2 separate regions of the Mus musculus genome follow, and region 1 is linked to region 2. A link is a contact called in ENCODE Hi-C or POLR2A ChIA-PET data. All regions are on one chromosome and are shown on one strand. The core of a region is the stretch at or near the end of the contact, and the rest is flanking DNA. Distances in the headings are between cores, read along the strand shown. Region 1 overlaps Gcnt2 (glucosaminyl (N-acetyl) transferase 2, I-branching enzyme). Region 2 overlaps Gcnt2 (glucosaminyl (N-acetyl) transferase 2, I-branching enzyme).

Region 1 (5,781 bases), core at 1,853-4,352, 39 kb before region 2:
CACAGGAAATAAGACAGCATCTAAAACAAATTGTACTAGTCAAACTGGATGTCTGCATGTAGAAGAATCCAAATAGACCCATATTATCACCCTGCATACAACTCAACTCCAAATGGATCAAAGACCTCAATATAAAACCAGATACAGTGAACCTGATAGAAGAGAAAGTGGAGAATAGCCTTGAACTCACTGGCACAGGAAAAGTTTCTGAACAGAACACCATTAGGACAGGCCCTTAGATCAACAATTAACAATGGGACCTCATGAGATTGAAAAGTTTCTGCACAGCAAAAAACACTGTTATTCCAACAAAGCAACAGCCTACAGAATGGGGCAAAGATTTTGACCAGCTACACATCCAATAGAGGGCCAATATCCAAAACATATAAACTAAATATCAATAAATAAATAACTTAGTTTAAAAATGAGGTACAGATCCAAACAGAGAATTCTCAAAAGAGAGAACTCAAAATGGCTGAGAAACACTTAAATGCTCACCCTAAGCCATCAGGGAAATGCAAATCAAGATAACGCTGAGATTTCATCTTAGACCCCTTAGAATGGCTAAGATCAAAGCCACAAGTGACAGCGCATGGTGCTGAGGGTGTTCAGTAAGAGAAATGCTCATATCTTGCTAGTGGGAGAGAAAATTGCTACAGCCATGATGGAAAGCGGGTGTGGTGGTTCCTCAGGAAGTTGGGAATACCTCAAGGTTCAGCTCTACCACCCTTGGGCATATATCCAAAGGATGCTTCATCCTACCACAGAGACACTTGCTCAGCCACGCTCACTGCTGCTCTACTGATAATAGTCTGAGATTAGAAACAACCTCTACTCATAAGAAACTGAAATTGGAAACAACCTTGATATCCCTCAAGAGAAGATCGAACAAAGTAAATGTGGTACATTTATACAATGGAGTAAAAAAAAAGAAAAAGAAAAAAGACACCATCCAGGCAAATGGATTATGAAACTAGATAAAATAATCCTGAGTGAGATATTCCAGACCCAGAGAGAAATCTGGTTATGTAGTCACTTAGATTTAGATATGGATATTAGCTGTTAAGTCAATGATAACTAAGCTACAATCCACAGAACTACAGAGGTTAGGTATAGAGTAAGGGAATAGAGTGTGTTTTTATTTGGTTACAGTTTCGTGGGGTTTTGTTTTTGTTTGAGGGGAGGGGTTTTATTTTGTTTTCTTGGTTCTCTTGTATTGGGTTTTTGTTTGTTTTTGAGAAAGAATGTAAAGTTCGGTAGGTAGGAGGCGAAGGGACCTGGAAAGACTTGCGGGAAGGGAAGAGTAAGATCAATATACATTTAAAGCTAAATTTTCTTTTAAAGAATTAAAAACATGATTTAAAAAGACAGCAGATAAGAAGATATGAACGAGTGAGAATCAATACAATGTTTAGGTAGAGAGGAAAACAATTACTGCTTACAAATATGATCCAAACTCAAAATTTGATGTGGGAACCTTCCTAGGGAACTGAGTCCAAGTTTCTTTCCTGGAAAATCAACAGGCTCTTCAGGAAGTCCTTGTTTCCTGTCTTGTCTCCAGCCTCTGTGACAAGTGTCACAGACTGCAGGGAAGGCATGCATCAACCTGAGTGCCCATCGCCCTTAACACCTAGTCACCTCTCAGAGGTCCCACCTCTCAACACTGTTGGAACAGGGATTCCCCTTTTAACACACAAACTCCAGCATTCAGCTTTGGCCCACTCACTCGCTTCTGGTGATAGGAGACACCCTTCTCTCCTTAAGCCAGCTCTTTTAATTTTTCCATAACTCTGATGACTACCTGGTCAAACACCTAAGAAGAGTGGAGAAAAGAATGTGGAGCTATGAGGTAGCCATGCTGAATTTACTCCTGGCCTGTCCATAACTCATCACGGGACCCAGAGCGAGTTCTGAGTAGCCTATGAGGTTGGCTTCGATTCCGTAGGAGAGTCTTTCTGGTCACCTCCAGTTCTGTATTTCTCCCCTAGACTTTCTATTTCTCACAGAACTGAAAGCGCCAGAACGGGCCATGGCATCTTCCTATCGCCCTCACTGACGTCACACTGAGGCTGCATCTGCAGATGCTGACGCTTTGCTAAGTTTCACCCCGACGCTAGGTCTCTATCTCGACTTTCTAGATCATACATAATACGTGTATTTCCGCAAAAATAAATACTCTTATGTCACTCTTAGCTCAGAATATAAGATTTGTGGTGTGTGTGTGTGTGTGTGTGTGTGTGTGTGTGTGTGTGTGTGTGTGTGTATAATTGAATCCAGGGCCTTGCACATCTTTTACCAATGATCTACACTCTCAATCCCAACCTCATGACTATTTTTTTTTCGAGACAGGGTTTCTCTGTGTATCCCTGGCTATCCTGGAACTCATTCTGTAGACCAGGCTGGCCTTGAACTCAGAAATCCGCCTGCCTCTGCCTCCCGAGTGCTGGGATTAAAGGCATGTGCCACCCTGCCTGGCTACCTCATGACTGTTAACTAGCTAACTAGTTCATACTGAGCATAGATTAAAAAGTCACCTTTAGTGGAGGGGTTTGAGACAGGGTCTCTCTGTGTTTTCCTGCTTTTAAGTGTTGGTTGAGTTACAGTTACACAGAGAGGGAGAGACTGAGCCTTGATGTCCTGCTCATTCTGTAGATGAGGCTGGCTTTGAACTCACAGAGATCCACGTGCCTCTGCCTCCCTGGCGCTGGAGTTAAAGGTGTGTGCTACCACACCCTGCTGGCAAGTCTTCTCTAATGTGAGAAATGCTTGTTGGGTTTCTTGAACTCAGAGTTCATCTCTCATATACATTTAGCACTTTTACTGGGCTTACGAGCTAAATTTAAAAAAAAAAAAGAAGAAGAAGCAGAGCTATTTCCTTTATTTCCTTGGAACATGAATCTGACTGGATTCTGGAAACCCCGGTAGATTCTGCTGGTTAACATTTCCCTGCAGCCACTGTCTTTAGGTACATCTTGAGTGCTTATATCTAGCTTAGATTGGTGTTTCTCAGTTCCTGCGGTAGTCATCAGGTTTTACGTGACTGTCCATTAAAAATGCAGTGTTGATTTCCCTCAGTCAGCAGGGCCCTGCTCTCCTGACGTCATCGGAACAGCTTGGCTGGTGCCGTATGCTTCCTTGCCAGGAGTAAACCCCTTACTGACGTGAACAGATTTTGTTTAATTTTTAAAACATTTTAATTTCATGTGCATTAGTGTTTTCCTTGCCTGCCTGCCTGTCTGTCTGTCTTAAGGGTGTTGGGGCTGCTGAAACTGGAATTACAGATAGCTGTGAACAGCCATGTGTGTGTTGGGAATTGAACCTGAGTCCTCTGGAGGAGCAGCCAGTGTTCTTCACCACTGAGCCATCTCTCCAGCCTCGTAGGCAGATTTCCATCTTTGCTCTATACACAGTGCCTTCTTTACCTTCAAAACAAGGCACCAGGCAACATTCAGTTGGCTACGACTCAAGAATTCATCTACTATTTGTAACCACTGCCCGCCACCCCCAGCCTGTCCTGGTCCATATACAAACAGTCAAATAAAAACTCAGACACACAAATGGTTGTCTAATTTTAACCCTGATGTTCAGCTCAGCTCTGGTCAGAAGTTGTTGAAGGTCAGTCGTGAGCTTGCTGTTGCACAAACTGAGATATATATAGGTTGCTAATTCTGGGAACTAAGTCTCTGTCTATAACAAGCCTAGCCTTTTCTGAAAAACACCAGTACAGTTCTGTTTGTCCAGTTGTGTAAGGTGACTTAAAAAAAGAGAAGAAACATGACAGAAAGGTTTGCCCTGGGCCTGGGATACATGGGTGCCCTCCTTCCTAATGCCCAGTCCCCAGGAAACATGCAACAAGGAAGAAATCTATGCCTATTGCTTTTTCCTCAAACATCCATTTAGCCCAAATATTTGGATCTAAACGTCTACACGTCAATTAAAAGTTATACAGTGAGAGGACTGGGGAGATGAGACGCACAGCAGTTGAGAACACTAGATTCAGTTCCCAGCACCCACATGGTGGCTTACAACCACCTGTAACTCCAGTTCTCAGGGATCCCAAGCCCTCCTTTAGCCTCTGACGTCACTGCACCAATGTGGTGCAGAGAGGTACAGACATACCACAGATAAATTAAAGATGAGTAAATGTTTAAAAGAAGTTATCTAGCAACAGAAGACCAGACATCTAACGTATGGGTTTAGAGTGGTCATTACAGTGGGAAGTGACTGAAAGAGGACCCTCAAAGGTCCCAGAAGTACTGAGAATGTGTTTTGTCCTGTGGACGAAACAGACAAGGAACAGTCTTTAAACCATAATGAGCTTAGGGTGGGGATGTAGCTCAGTTGGGAGGGCGGATGCTCACCATGCATAAAGCCCTAGGTTTAATCCCCAGCACTGCATTAGCCTGGGTGTGGTAGCATACACACATAGCCCTAGTCAGAAGTAATCTGATCCCAGCACTTCCCAGGCAGTGGTAGAGGACTTGTACATGGAGGCCATCCTTGGCTACAGAACCAGCCGGAGCTGAGACGCAGCACCAAACAGAAACAGACAATGCATGATCTGTTCAACTCTGACATGTCTCGTTTCCATAAATCTGGAGCAGGGCCCCAGACACAATGGACTGACTCCATGATTGAAGTACCTACCATTCAGGCCATCAGACAGCATATAGACAGCCCCGCCAGCCAAAATGAAAACAAAGACCTTTCCCTAGTCCTGGGAAAATCTCTAAATGTACTAACCTTGCCTTTTGGCTTCTTAGTTCTGCTTCTGGCTAACTGCTCTTGTTAACTGGAGTATGTCCCACCCAGAACATGGCTTCTGTGCGCTTATAAGCTCATCTGGAGAAAGTCTCCGTGCTACACTGGGATCTCAGTGCTACACCGTATAGGAGCCGTCAGCTAATGAAGACATTCTAGTGGCTGAAACCCATGCCTGAGCAGTCTTCTCTGGAGACAATACTACAGTGAGACGGTACAGAGCGGTCAGGAATCCAATATCTGCATGCGTCTATAAAACCAACTGTGAGCCTTTGCAGAAATGCTATTCATCTGGCTGCTGCTTTTGCTTCCCTCTTTACCAAACAGGACCTGATAAGCCCTTACATCATAACACTGGGGGTTTCCTTTAAGCTGAAGTTATTCCAACACATTAGGGACTCTGGGTGACAGCTATTGTCAGCTCAAGAGCAAGCACTAAGATATTAACTGACAGAGAAAGCAACAAAAATGAAACTCATAAGCCACCTATAAAGTTTTTAATAAGAATCTTAATTGAGGTGCTATGATACCCAATGATATTAGGGTGCTCTTGACTGATCTGGTTGGTTGAAAGCACCATGATGGGGCGCTTAACAATGGCCCACGCGTCTGGGATCAATGTGGAACCCAGTTTTTGATATTCTTTCCATGAAGCTCATGGATTCCTTACTTACTAGGAAGCACTGATACTAAACTACGAAGCTAACAAAGGTACACCAGCTTTAATAGTTCGATCAACGGTTTCAGCGTATCATCCCGAGTGATCAAAACTGAGGTCTTCCACAGCCTGCAGACATTCTCCACCACTGAGTTATATCCTCGGGCCTAACTTTTCCAAATGAGATACCAAACTGTTCCATCATTTATGGAGATGACTTATGGGGGAAGTGGCTCAAAAAAAAAAAAAACCAAAAAAAAAACAAAAAAACAAAAAAACCAACAACTTCACAGATATTAAAACTGCCAGAGAGGCTGCTGCAAACCACACCCACCAACAAATATTCAGAGGAAACTTCTTGT
Region 2 (6,400 bases), core at 1,364-3,863:
ATGGTTACGGCTTGAAGACCGATCCCGTCCAGAGACTGCTCTGCCAAGATGAGCTAAACCCGTCTCCTAGTTCAACTGTATATAATAACGCTGCCTCCTTGTTTATCTCCATTAATAACCCTAGCTGTATGCAATAACCCTGTATCCCTGCTCAGCTGTATACAGTAAACAGACTGTGTTTTGGGGGTGCTACGGCTTTTTCTCTTAGAGAGTCCAGGCCACCCACATGGCTCAATAAGTCGTGACAACTTCCAGAAACATTTAGAATCAACAAATGCTTTTCTCAGAGATATGCCTTGTTAGAAGCATATCCAGGGTATTATTAGACTATTCTGAAGGGGAACACAGGCCAGAGGCCATCTGGGTGGATCTGAACGCAGTCAGTCTGCTTATGAGGATGGGAGGGCCTGAGGTAAGGGCAGCAGTAATGAGAACCCAGAACTCACTAGCTATTCTTCACAGATGGATGGACACACAGAACGTCCTGGTTAGATGGGAGGAAGGGAGCAGGAAGTCCTGGCCATAAAGAGCGTGACCACCACGAACAATGGTCGTGACTCAAGAAATGAGTTTGTGAGGGGGAGGCAGATGGGAGGGACAGTCTGCCAAGTCGGTGTGAGTAGGAGATGGGAAACGGGCACCCCCAAAGCAAGGAGAGACATAGGGCAGGGGCAAGCGAGCTTTGCATGGTTTTAGGGATGTGCTGCCAGTGTCAAGATCACTGAGATGTAAGGGACAGTGAGAGCCAAACGGGAAACTGAGAACAGGTTATTGAAATGTCCTCCAGCCTCCATTTCCTTCATTCCAGTTCCCCTGAGAACAGTTGTGCTAAACTCAGCTGGTGTCCCAGAGTCCTTTCAAATATCGGGGATGAAGAATACCCAAAGGACAGAATTTATCCATTTCTGTGCACATTTCCCAAGGAGGGATTAGCCAAACCTCGAACTCTGACACATTTGGCAGCATGACAGTCAGGTCAAGATCTTGCAGTTGTAGCTCAGTCTCATGACAAATTTGCAATTCAAAAACAGCTAGCGCCTGTCTTTCTCTTTGATAGATTTAATTCTACGTAATTTCTGTTTTTAATTTTTATGTGTATGGATGTTTTGCCTGCAGGGATGTCTGTGCATCATCTGCATGCCTGGGGCCAGGGAGGCCAGAAGAGAGCATTGGATTCTCTGGAGTCACAGACTGGTGTGAGTTGCCACGTAGGTGCTGGGAACAGAACCTCGGTCCTCTGAACCTGGGTCCTAGCAGCCAGTGCTCTTAACTGCTGAGCCATCTCTGTCCAGCACTTTTATCCCATCTGCCTTCTTAAGTAAAAACAGATACTAGGATAAGAAAAAAAAAAAGCTGTAATAACAACTCCAGAAGAAGGACCCTACATAGTGCCTTGCGGATAATGCATTGGATTGCATGGAAAAAGATAAAGAATTTTCCCGTGGCATTGGCAGTGGCTAGCAGCTCTATACATTCAGTGAATAGAATCGTTAGAGCAGTTTATACATCTTCACAGGGGTCAGGTGAGAGGTCAGGTGACAAAATCAGCTGCATTACTGGAAAACAGTCATGTTAACACTCCTACTCCCTTTGGGACAATCCCTTGGGGGATGTGTCACACTAAGATGACAGGCAGTCTCTCTACCATTCCAAGACAGACAAATTCCCCTTTAATCTTGCTCCAGATGTCCGCTTCTCCTAATGAACAACAGATGAAGAAGCTGGCTAGAGTCGAGGCTCTTATGCCCTAGACCTACACTGGGCTTTAACATTAGCACAGCTTCAGGACCAGACCACAGCAGAGTGATAAGCAGAATCTTTGCCTTTCTCTGGACCCCAGACTCATAGAGTGCATTGCAGGACAAGCCAGGATGATCCCCAGCACTTAAGTTTACGTAAAATCGGGGCGTGGACACAAACCTGTAATGCTAGTCCTTGGAAAGCCGAGAAAGGGGGGACAAGAGTCTGAGGCTAGCCTAGATTATAAAGTGATGACTCAAATAATAAGTAAGTAACTACATAAGATTGTATGCATATGGTGGTGTTCCCTCGGGATTGACATTTTTCTCCTGGAGCGAGCAAGGAGGTTTAAAGGTTATGAAACTCACAGAAACTTACAGAGCAAGTAAGATCCCTCTGGAGTGTTACAGAAACAGGAAGTGGCTGCTATAGGAGAAGAGAGTCTTCAGCTGTGTGGGTTCTGCAAGTTAAACAGGAAATGCAGGGACACAGCTCTCAGGCTATCTCATGCTAACAGCACCTAGGTTCCTGAAAGTAACCTTCGTCAAGTAGCCCCTGACCTACTCTTCTGCTTGACCGCAATCCTTTCACGGGTGTGCTGTGAGCCTATCTGGAGTGAGTAGGCGTTTCTGTGTCCGTCCTCAGGAAAAAGTCAAGCAATCAACCTGACCTGTCATCATCCAGGTGCGCGTATGCAGATGACCTGAAGGGAGATCTTCACTGTAGGAAGGGTGCTTGTGTATCAGTGGTTGTGCTCTCTCTAAGGAAAGCCAGGCATGAGCAGTTGTTACCTAGGAACGTTCAAGACAGAAGTAATGCGAGACTGACAGCCCGAGCGTGGGAGCTCGGAGGAGGGTGAATGAGAACAGGCTTTCTAAATGTGATTCTAAGTTGCATCTTCAAGGAAAAACATCTGCCAGTCAGGTGTTGGGGGCAGGGGGGAGGGATAAAAGGAACATCCCAGAACATCCTATCCCAGCAGGGAATGGCACAGATTATGACAGGAAAGCCAGATATGGCACAGCTAGGACCCACAAGGTATCTGGTAGAGCTAAAATGTAAAAAGCACAGGACATAGATAGAGGCACTGGGAAGTCCACAATGCAGATGGCAGTGAGCATCGTGGGCCCAACAGGCTAGGATTTCACACTGTAGGAGTAGCTACATATGGAGAGGAGAGCCCATGTGACAAGAGATGATTTTATAAATGCCATTCTGTCACTAGAGGGTAAGCCAAAGTACCCTGGAGAGGTAAGATGGCTTAGCAGATAAAGGCACTTGTCCCATTAGACAGACAGATGCCCAGAGCCCACAATGGAAAGATAGAACTGACTAGAAGTTGTTCTCTGACATACACCCTTGTGCCGTGGCACATGCACAACCACACTTAGTAAATGTGGAATATAAATTATTTTTTAAAGCAGTCTGGAAGCCAGGCAGTGGGGTGCATGCCTTTAATCCCAACTCTTGGGAGGCAAAGACAAGTGGATTTCTGAGTTTGAGGCTAGCCTGATCTACAGAGTGAGTTCCAGGACAGTCAGGGCTACACAGAGAAACCTTGTCTCAAAACAAACAAACAAACAAACAAACAAAAAGGGGTCTGGAGCGGAGGCAGGATTAGAAGACATGCTATTGTAAGAGAGAGGAACTCAGAAATTCACCAGGGCAGGAACGAAGGCAGCTGGTGTCTGGAGTGCTGGCAGGTAGGTGCAGTTTACTGAATGCCTGGACTTAGTGCTGGCATTACATCACCCTCTGGCTTCATTTGCCCTTACTCCCTGGGAGTAGGCGCTATTAAGGATTTGTTATTCCAGGACATTCATGCAAGCACCTACAAGCACCATGCTTCGCCCCAGCTCTGTCACCTTCATTTCCAGTAGCTGCACTGACTACTTTCTGGATCTCTCACTACAGGAACTCCAAAGTCCCTATTTGAGACCTGGAGACTCAGTGAGCTCACACCTGAGGCTTAAGTGACTCCCAGCTCCCTGCCAGACTCCTGACATGGAACACATACACCATGTTTCTCACCTAAAAGAGATGTGACCACAGGTTAAGTAGGCTCAAGATAGAGGTCTCCATGCTAATGAGATACCTAGAGGCCTGGAGGGCGTAGCCAATAAGCTTTCCTCCCAGGCCTGCCAAGTCTCCCAGTCTCAACCTGCTCTACCTTACCAAACTTCCCGGCATTGTTTTGCACACTGTACCTCTCTAATAGAGGGTAGAGGGAAGCATTTATCTGTGAGCAGGGCTAGCTAAGCACCAGCTCTGTGTGCACTGCTCAGCTTCCAGTGTTTGGACACAGTGCGTTTGTTACTGAGCTGCCCAGCTCTGTGTGCACTGCTCGGCTTCCGGTGTTTGGACACAGTGAGTTTGTTACTGAGCTGCCTAGCTCTGTGTGCACTGCTCGGCTTCCGGTGTTTGGACACAGTGCGTTTGTTACTGAGCTGCCCAGCTCTGTGTGCACTGCTCGGCTTCCGGTGTTTGGACACAGTGAGTTTGTTACTGAGCTGCCTAGCTCTGTGTGCACTGCTCGGCTTCCGGTGTTTGGACACAGTGCGTTTGTTACTGAGCTGCCCGGAGTTCATCTTCCCACTTGCAAAGCATTGACTTAAACAGCCACGCAACAAGAGTCTTGTGATGATTCTATAGGGACGATGTGGACCCAAAGGCATTCCCTTGCCCTCTCTTGTGTCTCTGCTCACATGAAAAAGCCAAGATTTCTGAGAAAACGGACCATTAGGAGGAGAAAAGGGAAAACCTCTTGTAGGTCCGATTATACAGCCATTCCACAGCGTAATAAAGTATGAATCTGCCCTTTCATTACCTGGACTCTTAGTGTTATTATAATTAAATGAAGGATTAATAACACTAGGTTCAATTTTAAATTAGTACATAATGTGTCATTACTTCTCCTTCCCCTGTTTATCATATGATTCTGTTTACTGTATATTAAGTATAAGTATTCTAAAGGTTTGTCTTTGTTCAAGTTACTTCCTTTTTTGTTTTTTTGGTTAGCATAGAAAGAAAATGAACGTCAGTCTCTGTGACATTTTATACACATAGATCATTATGTGTGTGAGTGTGTGTGAGTGTGTGTGTGTGTGTGTGTGTGTGAGTTTCTGGCGATCAAACACAGGGCCTTGAGCATCCTAGGTAACCCTCTACCACTATGTGATAAACCAATACACTTAGTGCTTTCTCACTTCTCCCCAGCCATGTTATGTTATGTTAAATTCCCTCATCTATACATTGGGAACAGCAGCCCTATATTTTTTTAAATAGGATTCTTATAAGCACTGAAGGAGATCAAACATAAGAAATCCTCTCGCGCTGGGCGTGGTGGCACACGCCTTTAATCCCAGCACTCGGGAGGCAGAGGCAGGCGGATTTCTGAGTTCGAGGCCAGTCTGGTATACAAAGTGAGTTCCAGGACAGCCAGGGCTATACAGAGAAACCCTGTCTCGAAAAACCAAAAAAAAAAAAAAAAAAAAAAAAAAAGAAATCCTCTCGCAAACTAAGTATGTTCACACACAATGAGGTCACAGTATGATGACAAGATTTCTATAGCTTTTGGGAGGTACATTATCCCCTGTGTAGGCTAACTCAATTAAACTCTTGATATGTGCATGTCCATGTGTGTATATATGTGTGTAAATATGTACAGATATGTTTTATATTTAGGGACATCTCTGTGTGTGTGTGTGTGTGTGTATACATATATATTGCACATATTTAGGAAGCTTATAAAATACGTTTCCATGTGGTTTTTTTCCCAGACATCCTTAGAGTGAGTTACACCCTCTCCTCCCTCCATCTCTGCCCTACCTTCCCATTCTGCTTCCTACTCAAACTTCCCTTCCTATTTAGGTTGCCAAATAAGAAGCCCACTGTATGGGATACATCCCTCCAGTTGTTGGTCAGGGATATCCTAGAGACCTGCAAAGTAATACAGGCTCCTGTCACTGCTCTCTGCTGCCCACGGAGCTTGACAGTAAGGCTCTGCCACAGAAGACACACTTTAGTAGCAGGACATGGAGAGATAGTGTTGATACTGACCTGGAGGCTTCCTTCCTTCTGGCTGCCTTCCATAGTATTAGAAGGTGCTATGTAGGCTGTTGAAAGGAAGGGTATTCATCAACAGTCCTACCCAGCTGTGACCCCTGTGAACTACAGCAATAACCAACATGGCAAGATATGCTCATAGATATAAACATAGCATAAATGTTATAGAGGTAAACCAACTACTTTCTGATGGCTTGAAGGCCCATTTCCCAGGAAGAAACACATGCCTGTGACTGTGACTCTGGCTAAGAACCAACCAAGGGTTGGGGAGCTCACAGGGGCATGGGGTGAACCCATTATTTCTTTGCTAAATTGACATAGTATCAAACTACCCTCTAAATCTGAATTTCTCTCCTTATGGATGAACGTAGCTCTCAGACCTCATCAGAGATGTTTCTTCGCGCAGTGCAATACAGAACCTTACAATTGGTCAAAGTGCAGAGGACAAATACCTATGGGGTGCTTTGCCACAAATGAGACAATCGATCTCACCCACGGAAGCTTAGGGAATACTGTAGAAGAAACGGTGGAAAATTTGTAAGCGTTAGAGATTTCGATTGGGGGAATTTGAAGACACAGCATCTCTGGGACATGA

What was found. A loop is a pair of places that touch in the nucleus more often than their neighbours do. ChIA-PET counts read pairs that join two places held with the same protein, here RNA polymerase II (POLR2A).
Region 1: a loop to region 2 is called in a map of regulatory T cell, with 1.9 times the contacts of the local background. The contact joins two enhancer-like sites. A Hi-C loop is called at or near these places in 2 of 37 maps with a recorded cell type or tissue (heart and regulatory T cell). POLR2A ChIA-PET finds 5 or more read pairs at or near these places in 1 of 5 experiments (embryonic stem cell).

What each region holds. Positions count from the first base shown.
Region 1 is chr13:40,936,492-40,942,272 of GRCm38, reverse strand. The region is part of intron 1 of Gcnt2 (glucosaminyl (N-acetyl) transferase 2, I-branching enzyme); the gene reads right to left. Among named protein-coding and RNA genes, the nearest start is that of Gm31683, 22 kb to the right of the region's middle. Within about 2 kb of position 3,102, at least 1 of the 3 ENCODE cell types and tissues checked has a DNase peak (open chromatin) inside an H3K27ac peak, as active enhancers do.
Region 2 is chr13:40,895,999-40,902,398 of GRCm38, reverse strand. All of the region lies in intron 1 of Gcnt2 (glucosaminyl (N-acetyl) transferase 2, I-branching enzyme), which reads right to left. Gm31683 (a long non-coding RNA gene) reads left to right here. Exons shown (of 3, transcript XR_382246.4): 3 at 1,117-1,576. Among named protein-coding and RNA genes, the nearest start is that of Gcnt2, 12 kb to the right of the region's middle. Within about 2 kb of position 2,613, at least 1 of the 3 ENCODE cell types and tissues checked has a DNase peak (open chromatin) inside an H3K27ac peak, as active enhancers do.